Linked DNA regions of Homo sapiens: region 1 is linked to region 2. Evidence: chromatin loops called from intact Hi-C (ENCODE). Cell type or tissue: heart left ventricle. All regions are shown on one strand. Links, peaks and the distances in the headings refer to the core of each region. The heading gives the core; the rest is flanking DNA.

What was found. A loop is a pair of places that touch in the nucleus more often than their neighbours do. Peaks named below come from ENCODE experiments on the same cell type or tissue, not always from the same donor. Only the 100,000 strongest peaks of a DNase experiment are listed, where the experiment ranks them.
Region 1: a loop joins it to region 2, with 2.2 times the contacts of the local background. A loop is called at or near these places in 3 of 110 quality-filtered maps.

Annotation. Positions count from the first base shown.
Region 1 is chr1:222,931,737-222,942,554 of GRCh38, reverse strand. All of the region lies in intron 2 of DISP1 (dispatched RND transporter family member 1), which reads right to left. Among named protein-coding and RNA genes, the nearest start is that of DISP1, 120 kb to the right of the region's middle. In heart left ventricle, for the core only: no CTCF peak of the experiment used is centred there; no DNase peak of the experiment used is centred there.
Region 2 is chr1:223,013,347-223,024,164 of GRCh38, reverse strand. No RefSeq gene overlaps it. Among named protein-coding and RNA genes, the nearest start is that of TLR5, 120 kb to the left of the region's middle. RefSeq lists enhancers at 1-160, 837-1,512. In heart left ventricle, for the core only: no CTCF peak of the experiment used is centred there; a DNase peak (open chromatin) is centred at 6,665; H3K27ac peaks cover 1,998 bases.

The sequences.
Region 1 (10,818 bases), core at 1,275-9,274, 81 kb after region 2:
CTCCTTTCAGTGCCCTTCTTCTCACCCCATCCTAGATGCACAAGTAATCAGTTAAGAACTAGACCATTTTGCATGAGAGGAGAGGATACAAATAGCATCCTTTAGCTTTTCAACAATATCATGGTTGGCTTATATGTTCTGATTTAGGAGTGACGGGCAAAATGAAGGGCCACTCTGAGGGTAATTCATTGTACAAGGTTAAAATAATTTGAATAATCTTAAGAATGTTTTGTATCTTAGAAAAATCTCAAGAATATATGATTTTTCCCCTTAGTCATTCAAGTCTGAGAATAATAAATTAAAACCAGTCAGGAAAGCTAAGAATTCTAGCAACCAAAATATCAGATGCAAAATTCTATATAATATACTACAGGTGACATTGCCTGCACATGAGAAAAATAATACTATGGGTGGGATTTGCTTCAAATGAGTTTTTTTTCTTACTTTTTTTTTTCCTTCCACCAAAAGGTTCAGGGCTTCAATATAAAGGAAGATCCTTAGATGCTCAAATTACCAGCAGCAAGTGTGTCCAATCAACAAACAAAAAAACAGACAATCTCCCTATCCCTTTGCTCACTGCACTACCCTCTGAGCAACATACACACAAAATCCGGGAATTCACAGTAAAAAAAAAAAAAAGGGTCATCAAATGCTATTAGTCTATTCAACATATACATAAAAGCCAACAACAACAACAAAAAGAAAACTGTAATTTAGCTCGCTAACCCTTCTAGCATGCCATTCTCTAAGTAGACAAAACGGCTTGTGCAGGAATCTCTTTCTAGTCCTTCCCCACCTCTGGCAGACACACAGGTAATCAGAAGAAATCATCTTTTTCAGTCTGAGTACATAGTAATCTCACTGGCAAACCTGGATCCCCCATGAGGATTCCTATGTACATTTTCACCCAGTATGTAAACTGCTCAGCAGAGGCATTTGTGAGCAGAGCATGCCCATACTAGGATGTAAATTTAGCATATTTACCTTTCAGACAAAATTCCTCAAACACACCCTACCCCACATACACAAATTCAGTTAAATAAACATCATGCAATAGGAATTTCTTAATAAATTGCTTAGTGGGAAGACAAAGCATTTAAAAACATCAAAATATATATAAAATCAAGTAGATGTTACTTCCCTCATTAGTCTTACATCACTTTTGAAAATGGCTTGCCAATCCCAAACTTCCTTTTACAATGACCATTGAGAGGGATTCTGAACTGTAGTAAATACAGTTGCTCTCTCCTTCATTAAATCACTTTCCAATGTTCCCAGTGTTAAACAAACATCCACTGTAAAACATTCAAAGAATATACCCAACACAGAGTAATAGTAGTTAATGTATTATCTAAACTAGCAGGAGGTAGGGTAGATATACTGACCGGCAAGAGCACTAATGTGATCCAGGAGGCAAGAACTAATCTCATCATTTTCTAAATGTGCCATCTCAGCAAGATCTGCTCATTTATGCTTCAGTTTACTGAAGAATATAACCTCCCTTTTGTTGTTAACAAAAGAAAAAGCCATATGCAAAGGTTATGAAAATAACAAAACATAAAGGACATTTAAAGAAGCACTGGACGTTTTTTAAAAAAGCTAATTGAAATTTAAGATGTTTAATTGTGTCTTAGATAATGTAGGAAACAATCACTAGATGAGATCAATGTAATTATTTCCCAGAATTAGAAACTCTCATTGTACGAGCACTCCATTCAAAGAAATCACTGCAGGCACACGCTTTTCTCCAACCTCCACCTGTACCTCAGTTAAACTATCACAGCTGATGGGAATCTGCTGGGCTAAATGGGAAAGTCAACTCCTCCTGCCCTTTCCATCAGGAGGGCTGAAGGAAAGAATACTTCTAATTTGTTAGTTTGTTTTTACCATCCCAGGTTGGTTAATGTATCATCTCAAATAGTCTACTTTTTCCTAGGTATTTAATTCAATCAATTCTACTGATTCTAATCACAGATGCTGGGTAAGTCATGCCAGTGAGAAGCATCTAATAACAACAAATGACTTAAAAGTTTCAAAGTGAAACTGGCTGATAGGGTTTGGATCTGTGTCCTGCCCAAATCTCATGTCGAACTGTAATCCTCAGTGTTGGAGGTGGGGCGTGGTGGGAGGTGATTGGATTATGGGGCTAGATTTCCCTCTTTGTGCTGTTCTCATGATAGTGAGTGGGTTCTCCTGAGATCTGGTTGTTTAAAAGCATGTGACACATGTCCCCGGCCAACTTTCTCCTTCTCTGGCCAGCTTCCCCTTTACCTTCTGCCATGATTGTGAATTTCCTAAGGCCTCGCCAGAAGCTGAGCTGGTGCTGCCATATTTCCTGTACAGCCTGCAGAATCGTGAGCCAATGAAACCTCTTTTCTTTATAAATTACCCAGTCTCAGGTTATTTTTTTTTCTTTTCTTTTTTTTTTTGAGATGGAGTCTTGCTCTGTCACCCAGGCTGGAGTGCAGTGGCGCGATCTCGGCTCACTGTAAGCTCCACCTCCCAGGTTCATGCCATTCTCCTGCCTCAGCTTCCCAAGTAGCTGGGACTACAGGCGCCCACCACCACGCCTGGCTAATTTTTCATATTTTTTAGTAGAGACGGGATCTCACCGTGTTAGCCAGGATGGTCTCGATCTCCTGACCTCGTGATCCGCCCGCCTCAGCCTCCCAAAGTGCTGGGATTACAGGCGTGAGCCACTGCGCCCGGCCTTTTTTTTTTTTTGACAGGATCTCCATCTGTTGCCCAGGGTGTAGTGAAGTGGTGTAATCTTGGCTTACTCACTGCAACCTCCACATCCTGGGTTCAAGTATTCTCCCACCTCAGCCTCCTGAGTAGCAGGGATCACAGGTGTGTGCCACCACACCCAGCTAATTTTTGTATTTTTTGGTAGAGACAGGGTTTCACCATGTTGGCCAGGCTGGTCTCGAACTCCTGACCTCAGGTGATCTGCCCACCTCGACCTCCCAAAGTGCTGGGATTAGGATTACAGGCGTGAGCCACTGTGCCCAGCCCAGGTATTTCTTTATGGTAGTGCAAGAACTGAATACATTGGGCTTCAGACAGAATCCCATCAACCTCTAACTCCCTTCAAAGAACCCTGAAATCCCCTCTAGACCCTCCTCAATCTTCATGTTTTCCTATCTTCTAATTAAATCTGCTTATCCTCAGTAAAAAAAAAAAAAAAAAAAAAAAAAAATTATTTTTCTTCATAATCAGAATCACAACTATCATTCTCTTTTAAATTTATTACAAATGTATCGTTTTGTAGTTACACAAGAGTTAAATAGATTCTTATATGCCAGCTGGGGACCTAATCATCACTTATAACATGTTTTTTCCACATGGTAAAATGCAGTTCAAATGCCAAATAACTGACTTACAAATGAATTTTTGGAACACAACCTATTTTGTAACTTGGGAGACTTCTTGTAATGAAGTAGGAACTAGTAAAGAATAATTTGAACTCTGACTTTGGCTTGTATTTGAAGCAAGTCACATGAGTGTTCTCTGATTCCATTTCTTTAATTATAACATGGGACCAATCAATTTGACCTCATAAGTATGTAAAAAGTACAGGTAAAAAAATTTAGAAGCAAAAACAGAAAAAATATTTTATGAACTGTCTATAGATTATTTAAGTTCAATGGATGCATTTGGGTAGGTGTTCAGGTGACCAGCCAGAATAGGAAAGTATTTCACTCTGAGATCAGGAGTTAACCCTAAGGCCCATACAGAGAAAGATCATCCCTTCCCCCTCTTCATCCCGTCCTTCCTTCCTTCCTTCCTTCCTTTTTTTTTTTTTTTTTTTTTTTTTTTTTAAAGACAGGGTCTTGCTCTGTCACCCAGGCTTGAGTGCACTGGTGCGATCATGGCTTCCTGCAGCCTAGACCTCCCAGGCCCAAGCAATCCTCCTGCCTCAGCCTCCTATGTAGCTGGGACCATAGGCATGTACCATCATGTCATGCTAATTTTTAATTTTTTTGTAGAGGTGGGTTCTCCTATGTTGCCCAGTCTGGTCTCAAATCCCAGAGCTCAAGCGATCCTCCTGCCTCAGCCTCCCAAAGTGCTAGGATTACAGGATGAGCCACCATGCCCAGCCTCCTTTTTCTTTAGAACTGAGATAAATGAGGAAAAAATCCAGTCTGAGCCTAAGACGGAGGGAACTAACAGGAAAGAAGAATAAGATAGAGGAAGTATAAGTATAATAGGAGTGGAATAAGGAGTTCCTGAGAGTCTTAATACCCTTACATTTGTCAAACTATTGTGATAAGTGTAATGGTATATGATTATGAATGCAGTGATAGTAATATTTATAGTGAAAGTTTAAAATCGGTTTTGGGTAAAATATAATGAGTAACTTTAAAAGACAGCTATGTTGAGACTGGGCACAGTGGCTCATGCCTGTAATCCCAGCACTTTGGGAGGCTGAGGCAGGAAGACTGCTAGGGCTCAGGAGTTTGAGACAAGCCTGAAAATATAGTGAGACCTTGTCTCTAAAAACAATTTAAAAGTTAGCTGAGCATGGTGTTGTTTGCTTGTAGTCCCAGCTACTCAGGAGGCTGAAATGGGAGGATCACTTGAGCCCAAGAGACGGAGGTTGTGGTGAGCTTGAGACACACCACTGCATTCCAGCCTGGGTGGTAGAACGAGACCCTGTCTCAAAACAAAACAAAACAAAACAGCTATTGTTGAAATCACCTGTTCTCCCAGGGCCATAAAACACAGGGGAATGCAAAAAAAAAAAAAAAAAAAAAAGGCAAGCTATTATTGAAGCATTGGCTTGAGATGTGATGTGCCCACACCAAGATATTTTAATGCATTTCCTGCTGTTCATGAATATAACATGCCAATATCAACAAATTCAAGCTTCTAATCTCATATCCCCTATTTTACATTTTTAGCCAGCATTTTAATGTCCAGAATGATTTAGCAATTTTGGGGCTACAAGGTCTTTGGCCAAAAACCATCTTTCGATTAAATTTTAAAATATACATTTCATAGGATTACTATGAGAATGTAAAAATGTTTTGAAAACCAGAATGGGCTATATAACACGAGAGTGTTAATACCCTTGTATATATAACACTATGTATGTATACATATATGAATACTCTTGTATAATACATAACGCAAGTAAATTAATATATTGAAGTATAGAGAGGGGCAGGGCGCAGTGGCTCACGCCTGTAATCCCAGCACTTTGGGAGGCTGAGGCGGGTGGATCACGAGGTCAGGAGATCGAGACCATCCTGGCTAACACGGTGAAACCTCGTCTCTACTAAAAATACAAAGAAATTAGCCGAGCGTGGTGGCGGGTGCCTGTAGTCCGAGCGACTCAGGAGGCTGAGGCAGGAGAATGGCGTGAACCCAGGAGGCGGACCTTGCAGTGAGCCGAGATCACGCCACTGCACTCCAGCCTGGGCGACAGAGCAAGACTCCGTCTCAAAATATATATATATAAACTGTAATATATTAAATAATATATTATATATTGCATATTATATATAATATATTATATAATATGTAATATATAATATATAATATTCTATATTATATAATATTATATATATTATAAAATATTATTTATAAATAATATAATATGTAATATATAATATATATTACATATTATATAATATATAATATATTATATATAAATAATATATTATATATATCATATATATGATATATAAATTATATATCATATATATGATATATATAATTTATATATATTATATATAATTTATATATATAATATATTATATATATTATATATGATATATATAATTTTTATATATCATATATATGATATATAATTTTTATATATCATATATATGATATATAATATATATGATATATATCATATATTTTATATATTATATATACCTCATATATATGAGAGATATATATATCTCATATATATGAGAGATATATATATCTCATATATATGAGAGATATATATCTCTCATATATATGATATATATTATATATAAATCTCATATATATATATATAGAGAGAGAGAGAGACATTTCCATCATACTGAAATGTAAAGAGAAAAGTGTCATCAGAGTTCATATGATTAGATGGTTCAAAATAATGACATCCAACTCCTGTTTGGAACTCAGGAAATATACAACTATAAAATAAATGGAAAAATAATGCTTCAGACAAAAAGTTGCATCACATTGAAAATGCTATCAGGATTATGATAATTTCATTTGTCAAGAGACAATCACATATCACCTAAGGACGGGGATATGTCCAGAGACATGCATCATCGGGTGATTTCACCATTGTGTGGTCATCACAGTGTACTTACATAAACCTAGATGCTGTAGCCACAGCTAGGCTATATGGCATGGTCTATTGCTCCTAGGCTACAAACCTATACAGCATGTTACTGTACTAAATACTGTAGACAACTGTAATGCAGGTATTTGTCTACCACACATATCTAAACATGAATAATAAAAAATAATGATAAACACATCTAAACATAAAAAAGGTAAGGTGTTGCATTCCAGTGTCACCATGGCTAGGCCATAGGAATTTTTCATCTCCATTATAATCTTATGGGACCAACATGGTATATGTGGTCTGTCACTGACCAAAATGTCTTTATGTGGCACATGACTGTATCATACACCAAAATTAATGACACACAATTTGTACAAAGGATGCAATCAAACTAGATGGCTCCCAGAATACAAATAGCGTTAAGAAAACCTCAGCAGCTACTTGGAATTGGCGGTCAGAACTGCTAGTGTGGCCAGAAAACTGCCAAGGTAAAATCTAAATGTACTGTTGAAGAGAATACACAGACCTGTCCCAATTACCACAGTAACCACTTAGCAAAGCCTCACTATCCGTAACAAACACAGGGCTCATATAGCCTGAAGGAACACCATTTTCATCCCCATCAACTGTTAAAATTGTACACCTCTTGGCTATTTCCAAAGCACTTTCTCACAAATGATCTCACTTGAGTTGATCCTCCTAATAGCCCTCTGGAAAAACAGGGGTGGCAGGCATTACCACTCCATTTTGCTAGGAGAAAACAACATAGAGATTCTAAGTAAGGTGCTCAAAGTCACATACTGATGACAAATGGTGAAGCTAGGAAGCATGATGCCAAGGTCTTGAGAGCTTTCTGATAAACTGTATTCTGTACACTCAGATGATGTATTTTAGAATAACTCTTTGCTTCACCAGATTCCTAATACCAAACTTAAGAATAAATGGCAAGACTGGATCACCAACAAGATCCCTTGTTGTAGCCAACCACCTTTTTCAGAAGAGTCATGCTCCCTAGAGCAGTTTCAGTAGGTAAATACAAAACACTAAACCAGTGCTTCCAAATACAAGGATCACCTAGAGATGCAGTTAGAATAAAGATTTGATACAGTACATCAGGGGTGGAGCAACAAGCCTCCAACAACATGTCCATACTGCTGATACCTAGAACACATTTTGCGTAGCAAGAGAAAACCACAAACTAGGTGGGGAGACTACAAGAGAATTATGCCTCAGTTATGGCAAGATATGCACAATTAAAGCAGAATGAAGAAAAATAAGTAGGGAAATGATAACAGTTGACAGAAATAAAGGCCCATTTTTCTTTTTAAGGCAAAGAAATGTAACACATTTAACAACAGAGGTTCTAATTGATAATCAAGTTTAATTATGGCTTGTATCATGACTCCCAAACTGTTTTTTGTGCATGCAAATAACAGCTGTTAAGATTTTGATCTTTTTAGTGCAACTCATATAAATGGACTGAAGCACCCTGCCTAGTTAACTGAGATACATTTGTTTCCCTCTCAAGTGGCACTAGGTATTAAAAGATGGGTATATAAAGAGACCTTAAGTCTTTCTTCACATCAGGTATCTTTCTTCACATCAGGTATAAAGGCAGTCTGGGGATACCTGTATCCATTATTTACCAAACTTGTTTTAATATGAAATGGTTCCTCCACAGTTGCTTCCTGCTTATCCTAAAATGATGGACTAATTTCTGATTACTGGTACCTCGTTGGCCTGCTAATATTTAGTGTTATGGCCAGAGAAATAAATGGCTGCTCTAAATGCCAACAGAAATTGATAAAGAACTATAGTGGGGCTACGCAGAAGCCAAATCAGGCAAGTATTGTCTCTACAAATATTTTTCCCTTCAAAGGGCTATTAAAATTTTTTTTAATCATCTCACTATGTCAAGCCCCTTTTTTCACAATACCTCTGTGAATTTATTATTAAACCCATTACAGAGAAAACTGAGAATCAAAAATATTAAAGTAGCTAATCCAAATTGCATGCTTTAATCTCAGACCAGTATGACTCTAAAGGTAAGGCTTTTCCACTACCTCAAGATGCCTCTAGAGCAATGCCAAGTCCAACTAGCTTTTATAGGACCACAAGAGGCTACTGATGTAAAATTCTGTCTGAAGGTCCACATGAAAAATAGCCTATGAATTCGATATTTCCCAAGATAGTTTTAAAAGGTACAATTCAGCATTCAAGAGCGCCAGAGACATATTTCACTAAATTAAGGAAAGGTGTTATCCATCCATATATCATATTATGCAAACTTAAAAAAGCAAGACAATGGATTGATCTTTGTTGTCATATAGTATATTGACTATTTAAGAATAATGTAATTGTGACCTGACAGCAAAATCTGTATCTTTAATGAAAGAATCAGACACTTTTAAGGAACTAGAAAGGATGGTCTTAAATAAAGAAATATAATCTTCTTCCCTCCTGAGACAAATTACATTTTCTTATTTTTAAGTTTGTAAACTTTCTACTATTAAACTCTCCTTCATGAGAATACTTATAAATAGCTTCCCCAAATCACTTGTAAACATTTTATATATTGCAAAGGCCTATACAAAAATAAGGTGTTAATTCTAGTATTCCCCTTAAGCATAAACTATAATAAGTTGAAAGCCATTTTCCCAAAGAAACAAACATTATATATTTGAAGATCTATACCACTAAATATTTCATAAGAGCCTACTAGGTATTAGTTAGCTCTCTGCCAACTAGGAGAAAGCGAACTGAGTTCCAGGAAATATGAAAATGAAGGTTAGCATTCTTTTACAGTGAGAACATACTGTTCTTATTATTCAATTTATGGGTAGTTTCAACTTATGATAAGCACCACCTTTGAAAATGAAATACGCCTAACATTTTTAGATAACCTCTATTAATATGATTACATACATGATATATATTGACAGAGGAACTAAGATATATGGATACACTGTAAATGTTTTGTTTCAATATTCATGGTATTCACAAACAACTTAATGATACAGAAGAAAAATTAAAGTTTCCAGATAAAGTTTCCCCCTAGAGTTACAACAAAAAATATGAATGTAAAATAACCTTAACGATATTGCAGTATATCTGCCATAGCAAATCTGAAAGCCCTACCTTTGGAAAGCAGTATTACTGCTAGAAATGAGTTAGGTTGTAAAAGCAGAAATTTTCATATGTAGAGGTGAGTGATAGAAATTTCAGGGTTGTAGAAACATCAATTTCATTTTTCTCATTTTGTTTTACATCCAATGTACCTTTGGTCTATGTGGGAACAGAAATGTGGGTATAAAATGAAGTTTATCTCTTTCAATCTCAGGTAAATGATATCAGTGATATCCTTCATTTAGCATAAACACTTATCTTCCTAAATACATATTTCAAGAGCACTCTCACAATATTGCAATTATCAAAGCACTTTTCAGAGATCTCTTTTCCAGGTTCATCCACAAAAATTATCTTTCCATGTAATATTTACCACTTCTCTCCACACTCGTGTTATAAGTACTGTGCCCATAAGCATCAATGCTGGAAAGAAAGAGGTAGGGAAGGCTTCTCATAGCTTTGCGCTCCTCTTTCAGATGAGTTTAAATTCCATTAAGCTGCACTAATTTCTTTTGAACCCTAAGTTTGGAGAATTATGTGAAATTGTATAACCAAAAATATACAAAATAAAACTAGAGAAACTTTCTATAATCAGGGATGTCAAACAATGGTCACTTTAAAAAAATTCTACAAAGTTCTCCTATATAAGTAGTTATCTAACCCCAAAACTAGCCAAAACATTTAATTAGACTCTGCTACAAGTCTTAAGGTATGCATTAAATATGAATATTAATAAAATTACAAGTCTATCACAGCAGTCTCATCTCTGGCTGCACATTAGAATCACTTTGGTAATACTAAAAAAATTATGATAAAAGGGTCCTGGCCCCAGAGGTTGAGGTTCTGATTTAATTCATATTGTAGTGAAGTGTGGACATTAGCATTTTTTAAAGCATCCTGGGTGATTTTAACATGCAGTCAGAGCTGAGAGCCACTGATTTATACTTTATATAATTAATGCTGATCAATCTATAAGAGCAAGCAACTGCCACTCAAAATATTCAACAGTCTGAAAATATTGCTTGAAATGCAGAATATTGCTGCATATTAGAAAACAGTTGGACCTGGTACTCTAAGTTTAAACTATCTTTACTTTTTTTTATTGCTCTTGTTACAATGAAAAGAGATTTCATCTGCAGTACTTCTTAAGCTGGAAGGGTGGGGAGAGAAAGCCTTGATAAGATATTAGCTCAAGCAAGACAACAGTGCAGACTTTGCGTGGAACAATGTTGTGGAAATGTGAAACACCTTGCCATATAGCCTTTATTATTTATTGATCTTTTGAAGAAAATTTGGGAAGTAGCTAATTTGACTAATGAGTTTATTTAACACTCAAGAAAAAGTTCATCCTCAATGTCTGGTCAGTCTCTAAAATGAAGGCTCAAGATCCTCTA
Region 2 (10,818 bases), core at 1,986-9,985:
GTGCATGTCCTTAACCTTGGCAAAATAAACCTTCTAAATTGACTGGGACCTGTCTCAGATATTCGAGGTTCACACTGCAATGCCGCGGTCTTTATTTGTGCAGCAGGCAGGAAGAACCTGTTGAGCGGTTACACTGCTCCAACATTACTTTGCATGTAAACCCTGCACAGATCCTATTGAAGGGAAGATTATGATTCTGCAGGGAGGAAATGGAGCTGAGATTCTGCATTGCGAACAAGCACCCAGGTGGGGGTGGTGCTGCTGGCCCCACAGGCCTCACTTCGAGTAGCAAGACACTAGGTTACTTGGAACTTTTTAGAACTGCCTTGCATACCACCCCATCTTGCCCCTCTCACACATTTTGTGGTTGCTTGATTAACCTCTCACTAGACTGAGGGCAAGGATACTCTCTGGCTCCCTACTGTATCCCAGGTTGATAGCACAAGGTAGCGTTCCATTATTGCATGCATGCATGAAGTGGTTAAATGAATAGAATGAATTTCAAAATGCCCCAAAACATGGTCTGTTAAATGCTCCCAGCCCAAACAGGCCCAAGTGCCTATTGCTTGTGGACTGCACCCAATATTCTCTCCCTGGGACAGCCCAGAGCCCACCTGGCTGATGCCTGAGCTGCTAACCACCTGAGGCCAGGAGCTTAGAGACTCAGAAGTCAGATAGGTACATCCTGAACTGAAACAGAAACCAGTGGAGGCTGCCTGAAGCTTCCTAAGGAAGGGTGGGCCCAGCCTAGATGGGAGAGGAGAGAAGAGCGGAAGGTTAGGCTGGGGGAGGAGGAAAGGGCAGGGCAGGAGGGCTGGCCCCAGGAGAGAAGGGCCTCTAATGATGGTAACATTTGATCTGCCTCTCCTTCCTGCTAATCCTAAACACAACAGTGTGAAATCTGAGCAAGTGTGAATGCCTCAGGCTCCAGCTGTTTTTCATATCAAGCCCCAGTTCCAGCCTGTCACAGAGAGAAGCCCCCATGCTGAGGACGCAGTAGTGAGAGGCTGCAGGGCTGGGGACTAATCCCTGCAAAGTGGTGGGGAGACATTGCAGGCTGTGGGGACAACCGTGGGGAACCTGGCCAGTCTCTCTAGCCCAGCTGCCACTGTGGCTCTGGGTGAACAGCCCCCATTTCTGCCCCTGGAGACAACTGGTTCTGCCTTCCTGCCTGTGTGAGTGTCTCCAGGCCTTTGGGATGCAAACCAGGCAGGCAGGGGATGGGCAGGGGATGGGCGGGAGCAGCTGCCTCCCTGGGAAGCTGCAACCCTGGGGGAGTCAAACAGAGGCAAACCCCAGCCAGGCCTAAGCCACAGGCCAGGGGCAGGCTGGGGGCAGCTCAGTTGCTGGGGCTGGATTAACCAGAGGAGACGAACAAAGGCAGCTTCAGAGGGATTACCGGGCACATTAGATGGGCTGGGCCATTAACCCAGATGGAATTGCTCTCAGGGAGGAAGCGCCTGGGGCTGGAGGTGTTGAGGAAGTGCCTGCTGGCACCAGTGTCTAACTGTGGCACTGTGAGGAGGCTGGGGCTCCTGTTTCCTTCTCTGGAATTCACTCCTTGAATAGGGGCCTGGGTGGGACTAAGGGAGCAGCAGGCTGGGGCAAGAGTTTCCTGCTGCCTGTAAGGAGAGACAGGACCCGGCCACCTTGCATTTTTATTTGTCTCACCTTAAGCCCTGCCAGTGCCCTTGGCAGGTAGATGTAGGGAGGCACTGTTCGGCCTCAGAGCTGATGGGGATGTTGGCCTCAACCTGTGACAGATGCCTTTTGGAGGTGTCTTCTCCACCTTCCTTCTGCTGCCCAGGGAGAAGCCAGAGTGATGTTCTCGTGGCTCTGTTGCTCCTTGGCTGCGATGGTTGAACATCATCCTGCAGAGACCTGACCCCGGGGAACTGACCCAGAGGCCAGACTGGCCCAGTCAGATTGTCGCTCTTGAAATTTGCAACTCGGACTCTAACAGCCTGGGTCAGTTTGCTGCTGGAGCTGGGTGGTGCGGACCCAGGGCTGAGGGCACCATTTTGGAGTAGCCCCGACAAACCAAGTGCAAAGTGAGCAGAGAAAGTCAATCCAGAGAGAGAGAGGGAGGAGAAAGAGAGAGAGAGTGAAGGAAGCGGACACAGAGACAAACCGAGAGAGACAGCAGAGACAGAGACCAGGGGAGAGATTTCTTGCTTCCAGCCCCTTGGGAAGCCTGCCCATGGGTTCCATGAGGCACCCCAATTCTTCTCGCAAAAATCTTTTTACTCTGCTTAAAATAGACCAAGCTAGTTTCTGTTCCATAAAAGTCCGTCATTCAGGGCTGAGTGTAGTGGTTCACGCCTGTAATCCCAGCACTTTGGGAGGCCGAGGCAGTCAGATCACCTGAGGTCAGGAGTTCAAGACCAGCCTGGCCAACATGGTGAAATCCCATCTCTACTAAAAATACAAAAATTAGCTGGGTGTGGTGGCATTTTCCTGTAATCTCTACTACTTGGGAGGCTGAGGCAGGAGAATCACTTGAACCAGAGAGGCAGAAATTGCAGTGAGCCGAGATCATGCCACTGCACTCCAGGCTGGGAGACAGAGCAAGACTCTGTCTCAAAAAATAAAATGTCCATCATTCAAATAAGGTTCATCCATGGAGGTAGCTAAGGCCAGGCTGCAGGACAATGCTGAGCCCAGAGGCCAGGTCAGAACCAGGGATGTCCAGCCTGGATGGTACTTCGTCTGTCTCCAAGGAGTCCTGGGAGCTGAGGGGAGCACAAAGATCACAGACTGGCCTTGACTTTGGTCCTGATGTGGGTGGGGGCGTGTGTGGATCCTGTGAGGTCTACAAGCTGCCTCTTCCCTCAGGAATCCATGACTTCGTCCGGCCCATTGGCCCCCAGCTCTGCTCACGGCCATCAGAGATTTTGGGCAATGAGACTTGCTACCTCCACCCTGGCTCCTTCCTGATATCAGGGAGCAATTGGCCAGGGAATAGCCCAATATCCAGTTTCTGGGAAAGGTGGACAACATTATTTGAACCTGAAACATGCCAGAGGTAATCAGATCAGTCACAGAAAACTGAGAAGCCTGTAATTTATGGAGAAGAGCTTGGAGACAGGAACCACCAGCCCTCTCCAGTTGTCCCTAGGGGGTGGGGAAGGTGCCAACATGAAAGATTCACCTACCCCTGGCAGAGTGACCCTCTCTCACTGAGGGAGCTTGGGTCTGATCCGTAGGCAGGGACAGAGGGCTGCAGGACTTCACAAGTTTCTGTTCCCACCAGGCCGGATCAGACTGGCTCCAAGGACAGCTCCTAAGCCTCAGCGGCTGTTTCTGAGGTCCTGGAGCTCTGGATGGCTGCTGGGGGGTTCTGAGGATCTTTGTCATCCCAGATTCCCCTGCGATACCCATGTTAAGTGCCTGAGCCACTGGGCCTCCCAAAGGCCTTTGGGCTATTTCTGGCTGTTTTGATCCACCATGATGGGGGCACCTTCTCCTCAACCTCATCTCCTGGAGAAAGCCCTGGTCAGGATTTTCCCAGCCCAGACCTCAGTTTACCGGCCAATTACTTTCTTATGAGAACCCTAAAAGTTCAGAATTCAAAGATGTTGAGGGACAAATAGAAGTCATGTTTATAAGGAGGGAAAAGAGGATGCTGGTGGTGGATCTCTGGTCCCATCACAGAGACGAGGGGAGATGGGTTACTTGCAGGCCTCGTCTCTACGTGCTGGTTTACTGGAAGGGAACAGGAGAGGGTGAGGGATTGAGGAATGCAGACAGGAACTCACCTTTATTGGATTCCTATTAAATCTCATTTAATCCTTGACGTCTTCTTATAAAGCATTACTGCATTCCCTTTCAGATGAGGAAATTGAGGCTTAAAGAATTGAGTAATATGCCTACGCTCACGGGTGTGTGCTACTCTACCGCTGTAGGCAGACATACCCGGGTCTGGCCTCCCCACCTCACTCCTCATCATCAGCCTCCCATTGAAGTTTGGCAGCACTCATTAAGCCATTTAATAAGATTTACATACAGTCATGTGCCGTGTAGCAGCATTTCTGTCAATGATTGGCCACTTACATGATGGTGGTCCCATGAGATTATAAAGGAACCAAGAAAATCCCTGTCACCTAGGGATGCCACAGCACAACCCATTACCTTTTCTACGTTTAGATGCATGATACTTACCGTTGTGTTCCAGTCGCCTGCAGTATTCAATACGGTAATGTGCTGTACAGGTTTGTAGCCGAGGGGCAATAGGCTGTACCCTATAGCCTATGCATTTAGTAGGTGACACCATTTAGTTTATGTAAGTATACACGATGATGTTTGCACAATGTAAACCCAACGTATCTGAGACAGGTCTCAATTTAGAAAGTTTATTTTGCCAAGGCTAAGCCCACGCCTGTGACACAGCCTCAGGAAGTCCTGACGACATTTCCCCAAGGCTGTAGGGTAGAGCTTGGTTTTATACATTTTAGGGAGATATGAGACATCAATCAATACATGTAACAGTACATTGGTTTGGTCCAGAAAGGCAGGATAACTCAAAGCAGGGGCTTCCAAGTTATAAGTAGATTTAAAGATTTTTGGATTGGCAATTAGTTGAGTTGTTATCAATAGAAAGGAATGTCTGGGTTGAGATAAGGGGTTGTGGATGCCAAGGTTTGATCATGCAGATGAAGCTTTTAGGTAGCAGGCTTCAGGGAGACCAGACTGTAAATGTTTCTTATCAGACTTAAAGAGTCTGTTCTGTCAGTAATTCCAAAAGGGAGGAGGGAATGATGAGGTATGTCCAGCTCCCAGTTCCTGTCAAGGCCTGAACTAGTTTTTCAGGTTAACTTTGGAATGCCCTTGGAAGAGAGCAGGAGTCCATTCAGATAGTTGGTGGGGCCTTACAATTTTATTTTTGGTTTACAACAATATCAAAATTACCTAATGACACACTTCTTAGAATGTACCCCTGTCGTTAAGTGACACATAATTGTAGATAGATGGAATGGAATGGAATGGAAATAAAATGATGGAGGCAAAGGCACAGAATAAGAAGACAGTAAAAGAGAAAGCTGGGCTGGGAAGAAAGAAAGGAGGAGGAGTACAGAACGGATGGCCAGGTGGCCCCTAAATCAGAGTGTGGACTGCTTATTAAGGTGCAACTCCAGAGCCTCTCCCCTGACCTCTCCCCTGACCGGCTGAACCCAAATCTCTGAGTCTACTTTTCAACAAGCTCCTTGGGTGATTCTTATACTCATGAAAGTTTGGGAACCACTGCAGCCTAGCCTGGGCTAGCCAAGGCAGCAGCCACTAGCTGTGTGTGGCCATTTAAATGGGAATAAGCTAAAATTAAAGATTCACTTCCTCCCTCACATGAGCCCCATGTTAAGTGCTCAATAAGCACATGCGGCCGGGGCTATTGGGCCCCACCATCCATGTGAGGTATTGACTCCCAGCTCTCTCCAGTTGCCCGGACACAGGAAGGGATGACTGCCCCATCCTCAGTCAGGCAGTTCTCTCTACATCCTCGGAGGGTCCCTGCAGGCCTGGTGACTATGGATTTGGCGGGAGTCTTCCGTGTGTCTAACAGTGATGTGGGCCAGACTCCCAAATGTATCCCCAGCTCCACCCAAGCGCCAACCCAGACCTGTGGTTCCTGATCCCCTACAGAGACGGCAGGTCATCGAGTGGCCACAACATCTCCTTAGGCCCTGTCCTGCAAGGTCTCTGCAGAAGAGGGGCCAGTGTTGAAGACTGAGCACTTTGGGCAAGGTCCTTTCTTATTCTTGTCCCCACTCACACAGGCAAGCTGTGGCTTCAGAATGACAAAGTGGAACCAGGCTGTGCAGTTTCCTAGCAAATGTCCACCTGGGGCCCGAATGTGGTGTGTGGAGGGTGTGCACACTGTCACAGGCAGCCCAGGGAGGCAAGCAGTGTGACCCCCATCCACAGATGAGACTCAGAGAGGCTAAGGTGCGGGCTTAGCTCACACTGGCGAGGGGTGGTCTGGATTTGAATCCAGGCCTAGCTGATCCTCAGACAGTGCTCCTATGATCCTGATTTCTCTCTGCTTTGTCCCCAAAGCCGGGCCTCAAGGGGCCTTGGTTCCTGGCTCCAACCCAGAGAGTATCCTGGCCATCAGTCCCCAAAATCAAACATGCATCTCACCCCTTCCTACTGTGGGTCTGGAAGGATTCCTGGATGAGACCATCTTGATAATCAATGTTAGGATAATATGGTTTGGCTGTGTCCCCACCAAAATCACAACTTGAATTCTATCTCCCAGAATTCCCACATGTTGTGGGAGGGACCCAGGGAAGGTCATTGACTCATGGGGTCCGGTCTTTCCCGTGCTATTCTCATGAATAAGTCTCATGAGATCTGATGGGTTTATCAGGGGTTTCCGCTTTTGCTTCTTCCTCGTTTTTCTCTTGCCACCACCATGTAAGAAGTTCCTTTTACCTTCTGCCATGATTCTGAGGCCTCCCCAGCCATGTGGAACTGTAAGTCCAATTAAACCTCTTTTTCTTCCCAGTCTCAGGTATGTCTTTATCAGCAGCATGAAAATGGACTAATACACAGGATATCCCTTCCTTCCAGTTAAAGAGGAACACCTCATCCAGGAATTCCCGGTGCTGGGACAGCCTCCTGTTTACCCCTCGGCCTGCTCCGTCCCGGCAGATAAGGAAGAGCCACCCATTCTCTCCGCCACACCAGTGCAGGTTTCCTGCCGGACTCCAGGCAACTGCTTCCTAGCCAGGCTTTTTCCCAGGGGCTGGGGGTGGAGGCCACAGGCTCTTCAGCTTGTGAGAAAGTAGGGGAGAGGGAGCCCTAGAGAAATACCAGTAGGTAGGGAGGTGGTGAGAAGGGGCCCCGGCCTGCCTGTGGTGGGCTGTGCGAGACCCATGGGCCCTGCCCTCTAGCACACACAGAAAGCCCCTTGGCTTTCCACAGAAGACTGACCACTTTTCTCCAGCCATGACCCCTTTGCCCCTGCACCTGATGCAAAGCCAGAGGCAGAGCCACACAAGAAGCAGACTGACCCCACTGGCCACCCGGCCGGCCAGCACTGGGCAGATCTGCAGGGCTGGCTCCCCTTGGATGCACCAAGACCCAGCAGTGGGCGCCGTAGCGCCTGCCCACCAACAACAAACCTTCTCCAGCCAGCCTGGTGCCTGCCTTCTCAGCAAGCCCGATGTCACCAGACAGCCACTAATCATCTCAGAAGCCTTGCTTCCAAAGAGACAGGGCACACCTTGTTGGCTTGAAAGACCTACCCCATTTCTCTTCCTCCAACCTCATCTCCCAGGTGGGTGCAGTTCCCTGTTGGGCAGTAAAAATTCCCTACCCAACATTCACTGGTTGGTCTTTCAGTCTTTGTTTTGGTTTTCATAAAGCTCTGCTTACTACACGAGGAAGAATAATTCTTCCTCTACCTCCAAAGATGACAGAGAGCTAGGAAATCATTATAACTATAGACTGGCCTCAGATGGCCTCAGTGAGCAGATCCCAACTCCAGGCTCCCCCTACTAACTCCCACGCTGGCCTCTCAGCAGGAAGGCCCAGTTCTCCTAAATTCCCCTGGGCAGATGGGAAGCTCTCCCAGGCCTTTTTCCTTAAGACATGACTCCTCTAATGCACAACAACCTGCACAAGAACCTCTTTGTATGTTTAGGCCTCTGAATCCATCTCCCATTATTAGAGTGGGCAAAGAGCCTAGGACCAGCCCAGCAGGCTGTGTGCACTCCAGCCATACTTCTCAGTGATGTTCTTCCCCAGTGCCTGCATTAACAGATCATCTTCTCTTAAGAAATCAAAGGTCCCAGTCAATTTAGAAAGTTTATTTTACTGCTGGGTGCGGTGGCTCACGCCTGTTGACACCGAGACAAACAGAGAGAGACAGCAGAGACAAAGACCAGGGGAGAGATCTCTTGCTTCCAGCCCCTTGGGAAGCCTGCCCGTGGGTTCCATGAGGCACCCCAATTCTTCTCACAAAAATCTTTTCACTCTACTTAAAATAGACGAAGCTAGCTTCTATTTCATGAAAGTCCATCGTTCAGGGCTGAGTGTAGTGGTTCACGCCTGTAATCCCAGCACTTTGGGAGGCCGAGGCAGGCATATTACTTGAGGTCAGGAGATCGAGACCAACCTGGCCAACATGGTGAAACCCTGTCTCTACTAAAAATACAAGAATTAGCCGGGTGTGGTGGCGCACCCCTTTAATTTCAGCTACTCTGGAGGCTGAGGCAGGAGAATTGCTTGAACAGGGGGGCGGAGGTTGCAGTAAGCAGAGATGGCCCCACTGCACTCCAGCCTGGGCGACAGAACGAGACTCTGTCTGAAAAAAAAAAAAAAAAGAAATCAAAGGACTTGAAAGCTGTCTTCTCACCTGTCTGCCTCCCCTCGGTTCTCAGTCTTCTTTTCAGATATGTGGGCCTCCCAGGGAACTCCCAGAGGGAGTTAGGCATAGCCCCTGCCTCTCTCCTATCAGTTATGCATTTTGGCTGAGTTGTTTCCATGGTTAGCATTTGCTGGGGAAGTGAATGTTTCAGAGGCTATGAGGTCAAGACATTACTACTGGAGTATTTATAAACGAATGAAAGATGTAATTGCCTTGGGGCAGAATTTAAAACTCTAAGGTAAATTCTGAACATGATTAGAACTCATTAACCTTAAGGAAGTGAAGACAAAGTGTTAGCAAAGAGGCCAGCACACTTTATTTCATAGCTTTCTCCATTCCTTATTTGAAGCTAAGACCAGTAGGGTGATAGGATGGCTCTTCCTCTCCCCTTAGAGTCCCTGTGTTGTATTGGTCATGGTCCTGAGTTGCAGACAATAGAATCTATTCTAGCTGGTTTTCAGCAGGAGAGCATTTATTAAGGACATTAGAAAACTCACTGAAATGTTGCAAGGACTGGAGACACCCAAGCTTCTAGAACAACTTCCAGCACCGCACTGAAGAATGGTCCTGGTAAGGGAGCTGCCGACATTGACAACCCCAAATCACATGCATTTGCAGGTCTAAGCCATGGTCCCAGCTGGTTTCATCACTTTTTTTTTTTTTTTTAAATTTGAGACAGAGTCTTGTTCTGTCGACCGGGCTGGAGTGCAGTGGCGCCATCTCGGCTCACTGAAACCTCTGCCTCCCGGGTTCAAGTGATTCTCCTGCCTCAGCCTCCTGAATAGCTGGGATTACAGGTGTGCACCACCACATTCAGCTAATTTTTATATATTTAGTAGAGATGGGGTTTCACCATGTTAGCCAGGATGGTCTCGATCTCTTGACCTTATGATCCACCCGCCTTGGCCTCCCAAAGTGCTGGGATTACAGGTGTGAGCCACCGCGCCCGGCCTGTTTCATCACTTTCAAACCAAAGTCCATCTGATTGATAGAAACTAAGTCACATGTCTGTAGCCTTACAGCAAGTGAGACTGGGCATCCATGTCTGGCTGCCATGCTGGGAAGGTAGATCCACAATATGGGGGAAGCTTTTGAAATATGGAGAGGCTGTTAAAGTGTGGGAGTACCCAGGAATGATCACAGTCCACCACACACACAGTCCCCATTCCACAAATCACTGTGTGAGACGGGAAGTCTAGATTCAGATCTGCCTTCTTTCTAGAAGCCCCTGTTCAAGCCCTTAGTTCTAGAGCATATAAAGAAACCTGTAGAAAAAAGGTTTTGATTTTGGTGTGACTTGAAGACTCTTTTATAGTCTTCTTTTTACCAGGTATGAGAAATTTTTACAACTTCTCCCTGTTAGAAACATTCCTGTGATGGGCTAAGTTCTTTGAAGTCTCTGACTCTTATCTGCAGTTTCCTCTGCCTGGATTGCAGCTCTCTCCTCTGGTTGCATCTATAATACCTGGCCCAAACATTCAGGTGGGAGCTTGCTAAACAGGCCTGGGCTAAAATCTATCTCTGCTGCTACACAGCTGTGTGACCTTAGAAGTGTTACCTAATTTTTCTTATCCTCAGTTTATGCATCTGTAAAATAGAGGTAATATTACTGACTTCCTAGATTGTCCAGGGATTAAATGGATAATAGATGAAAAGAGACCACATAAATGGTAAACACACAGGATTATGTCCCTTCCTCTCCTTTCTTATGACGTTTTGTGCACTCCTGGGTTACAATACTTACACTAAACTGTGCCATTTGGACATTCACCTATTTTTAAACTATTGGGTAGACAGCCCCTTCTCTGCTGTGTGGCCCGCTGCTTTCTTGCAATGTAAAAAAATACAATATTGAAAAGGAAGGCTAAAATCATCTGTTTTCCAAGTACATTAAAAAATTATTAAATAATGTTAAATTACTCCGTCATTTGCAAGTAGTCTTATATTTGACTCTATTCGCTAGAGGAAACCTTGCTAAAAGTTTTGTTATATCATTCTATTTTATTTGCAACTTATTTTTTTTTCCCTAACGATGTACCATGAATATCTTTACAGGTGAGTTCATAAAAATCTACATCATTCTTTTAAAGGGCTACCACGTATTCCATAGCTTTCTTTAACCAGGGCTCTTCTGGTGGACAGCATTTTTTTTGAATTCTTGTGATGAACACTCCCATACATAGACGTGGCACACACATATTTCATCATTTCTGGAGGGGAGATTTCTAGAAATGAGACTCTTCTATCACAGACTATAAACATCCACGGTGTTGTCAGAAACTACCCTTTCAAAATATTGTGTTGATTTTCACCCATCCAAACAGTACCTCTTTCGCCCACATCCTTTCCAACACTGGAAGCCATCTATCTAAAATTCTGGACAACTGTGTAAGTTCAAATGGTAAGTCAACTAGTGAATAGATTGTCCATTTGTAACCCTCCTTCTGTTG